Linked DNA regions of Mus musculus: region 2 is linked to region 1. A link is a loop called in an ENCODE intact Hi-C map of the cell type or tissue named here. Cell type or tissue: left cerebral cortex. All regions are shown on one strand. Each heading gives the region's core, and the rest is flanking DNA. Links, peaks and the distances in the headings are about the cores only.

Region 1 (6,487 bases), core at 815-5,814:
GTCTCCTGTCAACTTCAAGGTACTTTCACACAACAGTGGAAACATTGCAGCGTGGAGAACTAGGAATTTTCAAATAAATTTTAGCATCTAGTCTCTTAATGTCTAGAGCAAATAGCATCAACTTTTGTAGAATATCTTCTTTTGTCTTGTATTTGTTATTTTATATCACTGTGACCAAAACACCTAAACGAAACAATGTAACACAGGGGAAAGAGTGGGATGCAGGAGTAGGCTAGGCTACAACCTTCAAAGCCCCCCTTCCTCCTATCTCCACCAATTAGGCACCACATCTGATAGTACCACAGCCTCCTCAATGTGTTCAAAAATCCCCTGTGGTAATCAGGCCTCAGGCTAGGGATATGGCTCAGAGATGAAGACCACCGACTTCTCTTGCAGAGGATCTAAGTTTAATTCCCAGAACCAACGTCAGATGGCTTACAACCAGCTGTAATGCCAACTCCAGGGGTATGCAACTCTCTGGCCTCTTCAGGCATGTTCACACACACACACACACACACACACACACAATTCAAAATGACTTTAAAAAGTAAATTTGTTGGGATTGGAGAGATGGCTCTTGCAGAAGACCCAAGAGACCCAGGTTCAGTTCCCAGCACCCACATGGTGCCCCACAACCATCTGTAACTCCAGTTCCAGGGAATCCAAATGCCCTCCTCTGACCTCCTTGGGTACCAGGCATGCATATAATACATAGACTTACGTTTAGGCAAAACACCCATACACATAAAAATAATTTTTAAAAATAACATGAGCAGACTCTGGGTTAGATGTTTTAGAGGCCCCTTTTCCCTGTTGCTTCTGCTTAGACACCCATGTGTCTTTCACTGTCACTCTGAATGTGTTCTGGGAACAAGAAACTGTCATCTTAGGGAACCTGCTCTCAATATATATCTTTGTGTGTGTGAGTGTGTACCCATGTGCATGTGTTCGAGTTTGCATGTGCATGTGTGTACCCTCAGCACATGAAGCAGCAACCATGCTACAGGTCACCTCTGAAGTCCATACACACATGCCATTGTTAGTGCAATTCAAAGAATTTGTCTGGGTAGACCATTTTCACTCAGATACTTCCCAACACAGTCACTCAACTCCCTCAAATTGACACTGTCACCCAAATTAAATCAATAGTTCTTTGCAAGAGTAGAATAAGTATTTTATCTAATAACCGGCTTGTTTGAGATTTGCAGTGCTGGATGGTGGGACCAAAAGGCATCTCTTAACAATTTACATTTAACCCTACACCATTTCCATCTTTGTATCAATGACACTCAGATAAAATGTGAACATCTAATTGAATTCTGTTTTGGATCACCTATGACACATCTATTTACGACAATTCTCCAGAAAGAAAAGACCATGTATCTAAGGGGTGGTTATCAAAAACACATGTCACTTTTAACATAACAGACTCTGGGTTTGAGTCACAGTGCAGGCAACTTCTCTGTGCCGTGGTTGTGCCGTGGTCGATCTTCACTGTCAACCAGATCTGATTTAGAGTCATCTGAGAGGCTGGTGGGGCACACCAGGCGGGGAGGTGAGTGGGGGTATTCTAGAGTAGTTTGACCTTCTAGCCTCCTGGGAGTCCTGCATATACATGACATGTGAAATAACATAAACTCAGAAAGTCACACACACACACACACACACACACACACACACACACTACATGCTTACTCCAGTCCCAACACAGTATACAAACAAGTGGGTTGGGTTCGGGGAAAAAGGGCTCTGAGTCCACAGAACCCCAACCATTTGATTTCCAATCTAAATCTAGTCCAATGTCTGTACACCACAGCAGAGCGCCTTATGTTGGAATTCTTCTAAAAACATCCTATTGAGCTTGGCATAGTGGTCCATGCCGGTAATCTCAGTACCAGGGGGTTAGTTCAAAGCCAGCCTGCACTGCAGAAAGATTAAAGGTGAAAAAAAGATTAAACCCACAACACATTCTGAATTTACCTTTCCAACATCCCATAAATGACATGTCAGCATACCTATCTCTTAAAATTAAAGAGGAAAAATGGGGAAACATGGGGGCAAACGTTTTAGTGTCTTGTATCTTCAGTAATTATACAGCAATACTGTAATAATCTGACAGCAATTGACAAGATAAAAGTGCACAGTAATCATGTATTGTGCCTGATGTAAGCAGTATGGTATCACCTAACACCGTGCCTTTTATAAAACTGCTCCATAGCTTGGGAACCCCCTCCCAGTAGTGAATATGCTTCTAAGGGGGAGGGGGTGTTACCTTTCTGTGTTTCTATTATAGACATCTCTCAGTAAATTTCTCTGACTCCTTTCATAAATACATTTCTTTATTTCTCATTTAAAAAAAAAAACACCTTCTTTCCTGAGGGGATTTCATATATGAGCCGGCCCCTCCTATATACAACCATACATGATAAAAGGCCAGATGATACGAAAACACGAAAGCAGACAATAGGATGCTAAATGCAGTCCAGCAGACGGAAGGCATTATGGGTACGTTAACATCTTCAAAAGGAATATTTTACAATGCAAAAAGAAAATCTAGTTTTACTGCAGCATAAGACAAGACCCAGCTTTCTCACAATTTATCACTAATTTCTTCATTTTGTTGTTTTGGATGTGCTTTTAGAACATGCCGGACAACTAGTAAAAACGAGTACACAATTCAAATGACGTTTTCGTTAAGTTTTATTGACTTAACGCTCTGATAATAAAATTATAACAATCAGTGTTATTCTGATTTATAGCGATTTTTCCTTTCACTTTGTAATGAACTCGGAGTGCAGCAGAATTGAATGTGGCGGTGCTGCCACCTCAAGGTCCCTCACTGCAAACGAGATGGCTCAGTTCACCCTGAGCACACTCGAACACAGAAGTAGCCAAGGGCATCACGGATGGAAATACTGCCCCACAGTCATGTCATGGTAAATCTGAACATTTATTTGCAGTGAAACCGTGGGTTTTATATGCAATTTCTAGTGAAAAGATATCCCAGTCATGCCAAAGTGCACTGTGGATGCCAGGTCCAAGAAGAGAAGGAAGCTATTAGACCACAGTCCAGGGGAAACGTCAGCACGGCAAAATGAACAATAATCTTTGCATAGTTACCACATTGGCATGGCTTAATCCAGATATACTGGCTTCTCTAAAAAGAAAAGCCATGCCCTGATGTGTTTCTCTTGTATTATTGGTTCTTGGCTCCTTCTTCATCTCCAGTCTCTCTCTGTTGTTGACCTCATGAATTTGACACCCCCCATCTGGATTTTCCTGATGCATCGCTCATACCAGCCAAAGAAATCACCGCACACTAAATTCCTCATGGAAACCCGAGCTATTTTATTTTTGTTTTGTTAATTTTTATGATTTATTTATGTTTGTCTGTGTGGGCATGGGCAACAAGTGCAGGTGCCCTTAGGAGCCACAAGGGGGCATCAGATTCCCCCCTCCCCCCCCCCCCCACCCCCCTCTCCGATCTGAAATCACAGGTGGTTGTGAAACACCTGCCGAGGATGTTGGGAACTAAACTCACTGGTTTTGCAAAGTGGAAATGAAAGAAATGCATCGGTATTTTTCCTCCAAATTTTAAAAAGCATATACCTTCTGACCAGGAATCCCCTGTTCTAGCAATTTGTTTCTCCAGCACAAGGTCACGTGTCCCAAAGCACAGCTGACGGGGTAGCTCACTACAGCAAGGGGTTGCCAACAAGTGTTGTGTCCTTCAGCACAAGACTTGTAAAGGAAGGCGAAGCTGGAAGACTGGATTCTGCACAGCCTTCGCAGTCAGCAAAGCAGCTCTGTATGTACCAATATGGCACCATTCCTCAAATCATATGGCTGAATAAGGCCAGGGAGTAATATGTAAAACAGGGTGTATGTGTTTACATAGAGTCTCTTTGGAAAAAAAAACACACAATAAATCATTAGCAGTGATTCCTTTGTAGAGGGGCTGGTAGTAAGTATAAGGGAGACCTCATTGTTAGTATGTCCATTTCTGTCTTGAATTTTATACTGCATATGCTTATTAATGACTCAAAATGTGTAAATAAAAATAAAACCTTTTGAAAACTGCATTGGATTGCAATTCATCACGAAAGTCAATAACTGTGAAGAGACAAAGGAGGCTTGGAAGTGGGGAGAGAGGAAGGAAGAGAGAACCACGGGACAGGAAAGGAAAGGCTGCCAGCCAGGGGCAGAGATCTTCTGAGAGCCCCGTGCTCAGTCGGATCCAGCTGCACCCGCATCCGTCCCGTCTCCTCCCTGCCTCCCATCTCCTCTGATTTGCCATCCATTTTCCTTCTACTCGTCTGTTCGCATTTCAACTTGTCTGATTCCTTGTGTTCTGCCTGCCTCTAGGGAGCCTCTATCGTCTTCTCTACCAGGAGGCTCAGAGCCAGCCCTCTTGCTCCTAGTGCCAGTACATGGCCGTGCTTGCCAGGTACACGATTCGTGCACCCTGGACGTACAAAGAGTGTGAAGAAGCGGCATGAAGATTAAGAGTCCCATCTGCCATCCGCCCTCTACTGGAACTCAAAGTAGTCTGCAAAGTTGTCTGTGCTCCGCTTCTTCTCTAAGACGCCATAGCCATGAACTTATCCTCCCCACGATCAACGCCGGCCAGCATGCACCAGGAGGATGCACCGGGAGCTGGAGAAATGAAATGCTACAATCTTGCAAGAAGGCGATGAGACCCACAGTGTTGCGCATGGATTCTGAAATGTCTCCCATGGTTTTAAAGTTTTGGTCCCTAGCTGGTAGTGCTATTTTGGGAGGTTCTGAAAACTTTAAGATGTGGAGCCTAACTGGAGGAGGACAGACCCTTGGAAGGTATATTTACCCCCTCCCACTCTCTCTCTCTCCCCCTCCCCACTCTTCTCCCCTCCCTCTCCCTCCCTGCCCCTTCCCTGCCTCTCCTCTTCCTGCAAACCCTGATTCAAATGTCAGCTCTTCTCTGCCACAAGATCTCCCAACCATGATGTTCTTCTCAGGTGCAAGGAACCAAGGAACCATGAACAGAACTCTCTGAAACCATGAGCCAAAACATATGTTTTTTTTTTTTCCTTGTTTCCAACAGGCAATTTGGTCATGGTGATGCAAAGGGAACTAACACACACAGTCTCACAAATGGACTCAGGGCCACAGTAAACTAGTGAGGAGACTGTATTGGAGATGGCTGCAGAAGGGCTGAGGAAGAGGGAGAGGGGGTGAAGAGACCATCTCTGGCTCTTGGCTTCACGTCTTGACTGGATTTCCTTTGCCTTTTCTTCTTTTATTAAAACATCTCATTCTTCTCTGACTTCTTTCAATGGCACATCATTAACAGTGAAGCCAAAATTCCATTTGGTATTATGTAATAGCACAAAGTCCACCACATTCCCATCAGAATAGTTTCATAAGCCACGGGTGTGCAGCATTTCACAGGAACATATATTTCTGCTACCCAACTCTCCTATGCACAGATTGAGTCTCTTTTGTTACCAATTTTAAAATGCCACAATTCGAGCTAGCCCTGCACCAAGCCAGTGCAATTTTTAAAACAGCCCTGTCGTCTTCTCTACGTTATTTGAAGGTTATTTGGAAAGCTAGAAGCAGAGGCTGGAGAGACGGCTCAGTGGTTCAGAGCATGTTTTGCTCTTACAGAGGACCTAAATTTGGTTCCCAGCACCTAGATCAGGTGACTCACAAATGCCTGTAACTCCAGCTCCAGGGGATTTGATGCCCCATTCTGAACTACAAGGGCACTGTCTTCATATGTACATACATACATACATACATACATACATACATACATATTGAAGCTAACTCATTTAAAGTTAGAGGAAACCTAGTGGCTGGAAAGATGGCTCAACAGTTTGATTACTAACCTAAGTTAGGTTCCCGGCATCCACCTCGGGCCTACTGTGCCCAACATTCTGCCCTAACCATGTGGTTCTGGGCTATATAAGAAAGCTAAGCTGAGCAGCGGTGACACACGCCTTTAATCCAAGCACTTGCGAGGCAGAGGCAGATTGACCTCTATGAGTTCAAGGCCAGCCTGGTCCACAGCATTCTCTGTGGTCCTTAGTGAAATGAGTTACTTGGTGGGAGGCAATGATGTATAGAAGAGCTGAGTTCCTGCTCTAGCTTCACTGAATGGTAGACTGTAACCCGAATGCTGAAATAACCATTTCTCTTCCCTGCGTTGTTCTTGTTCAGAGTGTTTATCACAGCCACAGAAAGGAAACGAGAACACCCCATCAGAGACACTTCCAGAAAGAAAGGTAGTGCAGAAACTGGGCCACGACAGGCCTGCTGGACCCTAGGGGAGGCTCTGTGCTTGAGCAGCCCTGGACACACCGCCTGACTACTCTGCCACTTTCTGACAGCCAGCCATCACTCTAGGACATAAATTTTAAGATAAGCAATGCAGGAAGATAGAGAGAGCAAACTCAGAGAGCAACAAAGAAAATTTCTGAAGATTAAGGGAAGTCCGAACCCA
Region 2 (6,487 bases), core at 444-5,443, 49 kb before region 1:
GGTGAGGTGCCACAGGTAGCAGAGAAGAGTGGCCTCTGATTTGGGGACATCCCAGGAGGAGATGTGAGTCCCTCGGAAAACATTATCTTCTGCTTTTTAACACACCTTTCTGGGACCCAGAGACGGGGTGGGCAGGGGTGGGGAGGTGATGGGGAATCCCTCATGTATGGTTAAGCACCTTCTGTATACAAAGCCTACTAGCTTTAAAGAGTAACAGACACGAGCCGCCACACCCAGATTGCTGTGCCAGCGCCATTTAGAGCTTTTGTTTATTATCCCTGTAGCTTGTTTTTGACATTGCTGGTCTTGTGCGTGCGAGGCATGTGTTGTACCCTTGGGGGTCAATAACAAGCCCTCTTTTCATTTTCTGTTTTGCTTCTTATCATCGGTTTACTCTTACTCTGTGTGTGTGTGTGTGTGTGTGTGTGTGTGTGTGTGTGTGTGTGTGTGTGTGTGCCATGTGCATGCAGTACCCACTGAGACCAGAAGAGGTCACTGTATTCCCCTGGAGTGGGCATTGCAGAAGGTTGTGAAACACAACATGGGCACTGTCAGTCCACCTTTATTTATGTGGGAGGCTTGTGAGAAGGGGAATTTTTTCATTAGTAAAGAGTATTCTAAGACAGGCATGGTGATACCCGGCTGTAATACTAACACTGTAATGCCAGGCTGAAGAGACTTTGAGACCAGCTTGGGCTACAAGACACAACCCTATCTCAAACAGAACAACCAAGAATGATCTAGCCTTCAATCTGTAAATAAATCAACCTCTGATCTAGATACCTGGCTTCTTATCCACATGAATGGAGAATTGGGATTGGCAAATAATGACACCATAGATTCTGTACATTTTGGTGAACTGCCTATGGGGCCTTTCTTTTTTAACTTTGTGTGTGCACCCGAGTGTGCTTGATGTATCCATATGCTTATTTGTGTGTGCTTATTTGTGAAGATGGGTGTATGTGTAACAGCATAGAAGTCATTGAGCAACTTCAAGTATGGGTCCTTGCCTTTCACCTTGTTTGAGACCATGTGCCTTTGCTGTTCAGCACAGCACAAGCTAGCTGACTTTTGAGTTCCTAAGGATTCTCTTCTCACCACCTCTGTACTCATCTGTTGTTATCAACTCGACAGAAACCTAAGTGTGGTGGTTTGAGTATGCCTAGCCCAGTGAGTGGCACTAGTTAGAGGTGTGACCTTGTTGAAGCAGGTGCGCCACTGTGGGCATGGGCTTTAATATCCTCATCCTAGCTGCCTGGAAACCAGTCTTCTCTTAGCAGCCTTCAGATGAAGATGTAGGACTCTCAGCTCCTCCTGCTCCATGCCTGCTGGATGCTGACATGCCCCCACCTTGATGATAATAGACTGAACCTCTGAACCTGTAAGCCAGCCCCAATTAAATGTTGTCCCTTATAAGAGTTGCCTTGGTCATGGTATCTGTTCACAGCACTAAAACCCTAACTAAGACTCTAAGACATCTAGGAGGAGGGAATCTCAACTCAGGAATTGCCTTCAATACATTGGCCTGTGGGCACATCTCTGGGACATTTTCTTGATTGTTAATTAATGGCTCCGTCCACTGTGGGTGGTGCAACCCCTAGGCAGAGGGCTTATGCTATGAAAGAAAAGTGTCTGAGTATGCCAGTAACCAGTATTCCTCATGGCCCCTGCTTCAGTTCCTGCCTCCAGGTTCCTGCTTTGGGTTCCCTCCATGATGGACTGTATGTACCCTGTGGAATGAAAGAGCCCCCTTTCCTTCCAAGTTGTTTTTGGCCAGTGTTTTATCACAGGAGAAACCAAATCAGAGACACATGCCATGTATCCAGCCAGACCGTTGCATTCCAGGGATCTGAACTGAGGTTCTCATGTGTGCACGGCAAGTGTTTCCCCACTGAGTCCTTGCCCAGGATCCATGAGACCTTTCATAGAGTGAAACTCAGCAGACTGCCATTGCTCTCAGCAGGTCTAATTCTCCATCGCTGCTCCATAGGCCACCTATAGGGTCTGTGGTCCCCAGGCCCAGCTGCCCAAGCTCCCCATGCTGCTCAGCTCTCCTACACCACAGACTTCTCCCACTTCTCCCCACCCACAGACTGCCTTTGTGTTCACTCCATGTGTTTGGCTGGCTCTGTTCTACACAAATTATGTTCTTTAGGGAACCACCATGTGGGTGATTGGAACTGAACTTGGGTCCTCTGCAAGAGCAACAAGTGCTCTTAGCTACTGAGCCATCTCTCCAGGCCCCTGAAATTGTATTTTTAGTGCCTTTCTAACTGCATGGAGGTAATATCTGCATGTTTTCCCCTTCTCCTAAACAAGCATGGTCTCTCTTCTCCTAAACAAGCTCTTGGTGTGTAGTGGGTCCTTGGGAAACAGATATTTTTCCTAGAGACAGAATTTCACTGTGTAGTCCAGGATGCCCTTGAACTTAGGATGCTCTTGCCTCAACCTCCTCCTGAGTCCTGGGACTACAGACATTCACTCTCATGTCTAGCTAGGAAATACCTATTTTTAATGAAATCCTGGTTTAGGTTATTAAGTCATGTGCTCTGAAAAAAACTAAAGTCTAGTGGAGGAAACCAATAAATAGGACCTCATCAAGGTTAGGTGAAAGTTAAAACTTTTACCCAAAAAAAAAAAAAAAAAAAAAAAAAAAAACTAGAAAGAAGCTAAAAAGACACTCTGTGTATTAAGAAGAAACAGTTGCAAACCACATAGCCAGGGCCAGTATAGGGCATAGGTAAAGAACAGTCAAACTCCACAGTTAAAACTGACTCAAAAATGGGCCAACAATAAAAAGATACCCTGTAGCAAAGGGTATATATATATGTGTGTGTGTGTGTGTGTGTGTGTGTGTGTGTGTGTGTGTGTATCCCTTCATGAGATTATTTAAGATATATAATAATCTCATGAAGGGTAGGGGAGATGGCCCAATGGCCGACTGCCCTGAGTTCAAGTCCCCAGCAGCAGTGTAAAGGCTGTGTGCGATGATGTACCTGTAATCCCAGACTTGAGAGGACCCACAGGATGATCGCTGGAGCTTTGCTGTCCAGCCAGGCTAACCAGCTAGAAAGTTTCAGATTCTAGAATAGAAACAGTTAGTAGATAGATGATGGATGGATGGATGGATGGATGGATGGATGGATGGATGGATGGATGGATGGATGGGTGAGTGATAAATGGAGACTGGGTGCTGAAGAGATGGTTCAGAGATAAAGACGCGTGCTTGATCTTCCTGAGGACCCCAGTTCAGTCCCCAGCTCCCCTCATCCACTCTAGATCTAGATCCAGAAGATCTCACGCCCTCCCTGGCATGCACAGAAATGCACACACTCATACATATAAATAAAGATATATCTTTTTAAAAGGTGGACTGTGGTAGAGGAAGACTCCAGATGTTGACTTCTGACCTCCACTTACACACACACACACACACACACACACACACACACACACGTGTCCATGTACACACACATATGCTCACAAGCTCACAAGAAGAAAAGTGCACACAGCAGTGGGCCTTGAGAAGTCCTCCTTTCCCTGCTTCTGCTTCTGTTGGTTTCTCTCGAGCAGTGGTTCTTAACCTTCCTAAAGTTGTGACCCTTTAACACAGTTCCTCATTTTGTGGTGACCCCCCCCCCCAACCGTAAAATTATTTTTGTTGCTACTTCATAACTGTAATTTTGCTATTGTTATGAATTGTAATATAAATGTCTGATAGGCAGGAGACCTGATTTGTGACCCCTGAGAAAGGGTCATTCGAGTCCCAGAGGTCGCAACCCACAGGTTGAGAACTACTGCTCCAGAGACACCAGAATGTGCAGTGAGGCTCGGGCTGAAGAACACCACTGTGGCAGTCATCACCTGTAACATTGATTGCTCTAAGTCTCCAGCTCCAAGGCATTGACTGAATACATTGTGTCTCGCCCAAAAGTGCCTGGAATTTAAACTCAGAGGGGTGACATGTTTGATTTGGGCACCATTGTATCCTAAAAAGCCTTACAATGAGCATTGGTGAATAATTTCAGATCGATCTGAACGGAATGATGAGAAATTGGCACCCCAGAAACCAGGACATGGGGAAGTGTTCACAGCTCAGAAATTGAAAAGGAAGAAGGAGATGAGACTGTAACAATGTGTCCACACCCCCGGTTTGTTCCTAAAAGAGGATGTCTGTGCATCACAGCATATTAAGAGACAAAGCTGCTTCTGAAGACCCTCATAGGACAGGGTTACTTATTTCTTTCACTGCCTTTATATTTGTGTATGTGTTCTATATATTACAAGTCTTGGATGTTTTTAAAGAGGTGTGTGTGTGTGTGTGTGTGTGTGTGTGTGTGTGTGTGTGTGTGTGTGTGTGTTTGCATGCAATGTTCTTGGGTGCCAGAAGAGGGCATTACACCCTCTGGAGTTGGAGTTGCAGTTGATTGCAAACCGCCTTACACTGAAACTGGGAACCAATTCTACTCTTCTGAACGAGCAATGATTCCTTTTAGCCCCTCAGTTATCACCTCTCCAGCCCCTATTCCAAATTCTGAACAAAGAGCATTTGTTACATTTTTCCCTTTTTCAGTCGAAAATAAAGAGTGTGGGATTGGTTGGTTGCTTGTTTGACAGGTTGCTTTGTGGGGGGATTTTGTTTGGGGTTTCTCAAGACATGGTCTACTATATAGCCCATGCTGGCCTCAGACTCAAACCCCTCCTGCCTAGTTCCACCATCCAAGTGCTGGAATTAGAGGCATTCCCTTCCACACATAGCTTTCAGTGGTTTTTCATTTGTTTAATTGACACATAGCAATTGTTCGTATTTCTAAGTTTAGTGTGGTGTTTCGATACATGCATGCCTTCTGTGATAATCAAATCAAGGCAATTAGCATATCCATCACTCTAAGCATTCATCATGTCTTTGGGGCTTGGCGGGGGTGTAAGTTTTATTTTTAATTGGCCCACAATAATTGTACGAGCAGCGTGTTTTTAAATAGCTTTGAATCCACGCAGAGCCACACTGGTTTTTGAAACAATACTGGAGTTGTAGGACAGCCACCCAGCCTCTTTCCCAGGCCACTACCAGTCACACGGCACCTTCGGATCCTCCCACAAACTAGCATCACTGTCTTATTTACTCAATATTTCTCTGAGTCTCTTTATTTAAAGAAATTTATTTAGAAGGGATCTTTATCATGACCATAAAGGGAAATCAGTATCACTTGTCATAAATACAATGAAATGATACAGTAAATGCCATTTTAAGTGGTGTTATTTAGCACTAGCTGAATACCGTAGCCTGCAGAACGCTCTGAATCCGACATCTACCATCGGCTTATCGAATAAAGAGAGGTTAGCAAATGCAAGGAGGCAGGTGCTAAAAGAAAAGTTGAGCCAAGGATCCCATCTCCTGACACAGTCAGGAGTCCTGGAAGCAGATTGGAGGAAAAATTGCATTGAGTCCCGTGTCGTAGTCAGGTCTCTACAGCATTTCTCAGGCCGCCAGTGGGACATACCTCACACCTCAAGCTCAGCAGGCTGAAGGAAGCCCAGGGGTCAGGCAGCACCAAGACTGGTCAGTGCCCCAACAGACAGTAGAGGCTGAGGGGACCTGGCCTCCACTGAGCCTGGGTAACCCCCCACAATGCCCCAGGCCACTGATAGTCCATAAGGAGCGCCTTGTACCCCAGGAAGGAAGGAACAGAGGAGAAAAACAAATGTCTTTCTCCCTCTGGTCTAGGCAAGGTATGAGACAGTCATTTCTGAGGTGCTGGATAGAGAGGGAGCAGGGTAAGCCATATGTATGTGCATTTTTTATTTACTGACTGGGAAAAATGATCTCTTTGTGCATAAAGTGTTATCACGCGAACTGCACCAGCCCCATTAGTGTTAGACGCCTCTGTATGAAATCGCTGAAGTTATAGCTCTGTCTGGGAAGCATTTGTTTCTGACCAGAAGTTCGATTACATGAGGATTCCGTTCTAGACAGTTCTACCAATAGACCCAGATGATTGACATTTTAAGCAAGCTCCTTTCATTATTCCATAACCCATCAGGGAGCGAAGACGGATGTATGTGGACTTTCACGATGAGAAACGATTGTTGCCCTGACACGAGGGCTTTTTCCCTACTCCATTCCTCCAACATGAGCCCCCATTCCACTGCCCTGCTCCAATGAGCAAATATGAGAACCAGCATCATAGAACGAGCACACAAAGTACATCTCAGACACTTCTTAAGATTAATTTTTATGGGGCTTAGAGAGACAGCTCAGCAGCTAGGAATATGAATTGTTCTTGCAGAGGACCAGGGTTCAATTCCCAGCACCCACATGATGGTTCACAACCATCTTTTACTCCAGTTCCAGGTGCTCTCTGATAGTAACTCCTAGCCTCTGTGGGCACCAAGCACTTGGGTGGTGCACACACAGACATACACGCAAAACACTCGCTCAAATAACTTTTTTTTAAAGTAAGATTTATTTTCATTTTAATTCTATATG

What was found. Peaks named below come from ENCODE experiments on the same cell type or tissue, not always from the same donor. Only the 100,000 strongest peaks of a DNase experiment are listed, where the experiment ranks them.
Region 2: it touches region 1 in a loop (2.9-fold over the local background); 2 of 42 quality-filtered maps call a loop at or near these places.

The regions. Positions count from the first base shown.
Region 1 is chr7:35,820,453-35,826,939 of GRCm38, reverse strand. The region is part of intron 2 of E130304I02Rik (RIKEN cDNA E130304I02 gene); the gene reads right to left. Among named protein-coding and RNA genes, the nearest start is that of Zfp507, 21 kb to the right of the region's middle. In left cerebral cortex, for the core only: CTCF peaks have their summits at 2,831 and 3,399 (motif pointing right); DNase peaks (open chromatin) are centred at 2,862, 4,442 and 5,518; H3K4me3 peaks cover 642 bases; H3K27ac peaks cover 628 bases.
Region 2 is chr7:35,868,697-35,875,183 of GRCm38, reverse strand. No RefSeq gene overlaps it. Among named protein-coding and RNA genes, the nearest start is that of Gm36234, 51 kb to the left of the region's middle. In left cerebral cortex, for the core only: no CTCF peak of the experiment used is centred there; no DNase peak of the experiment used is centred there.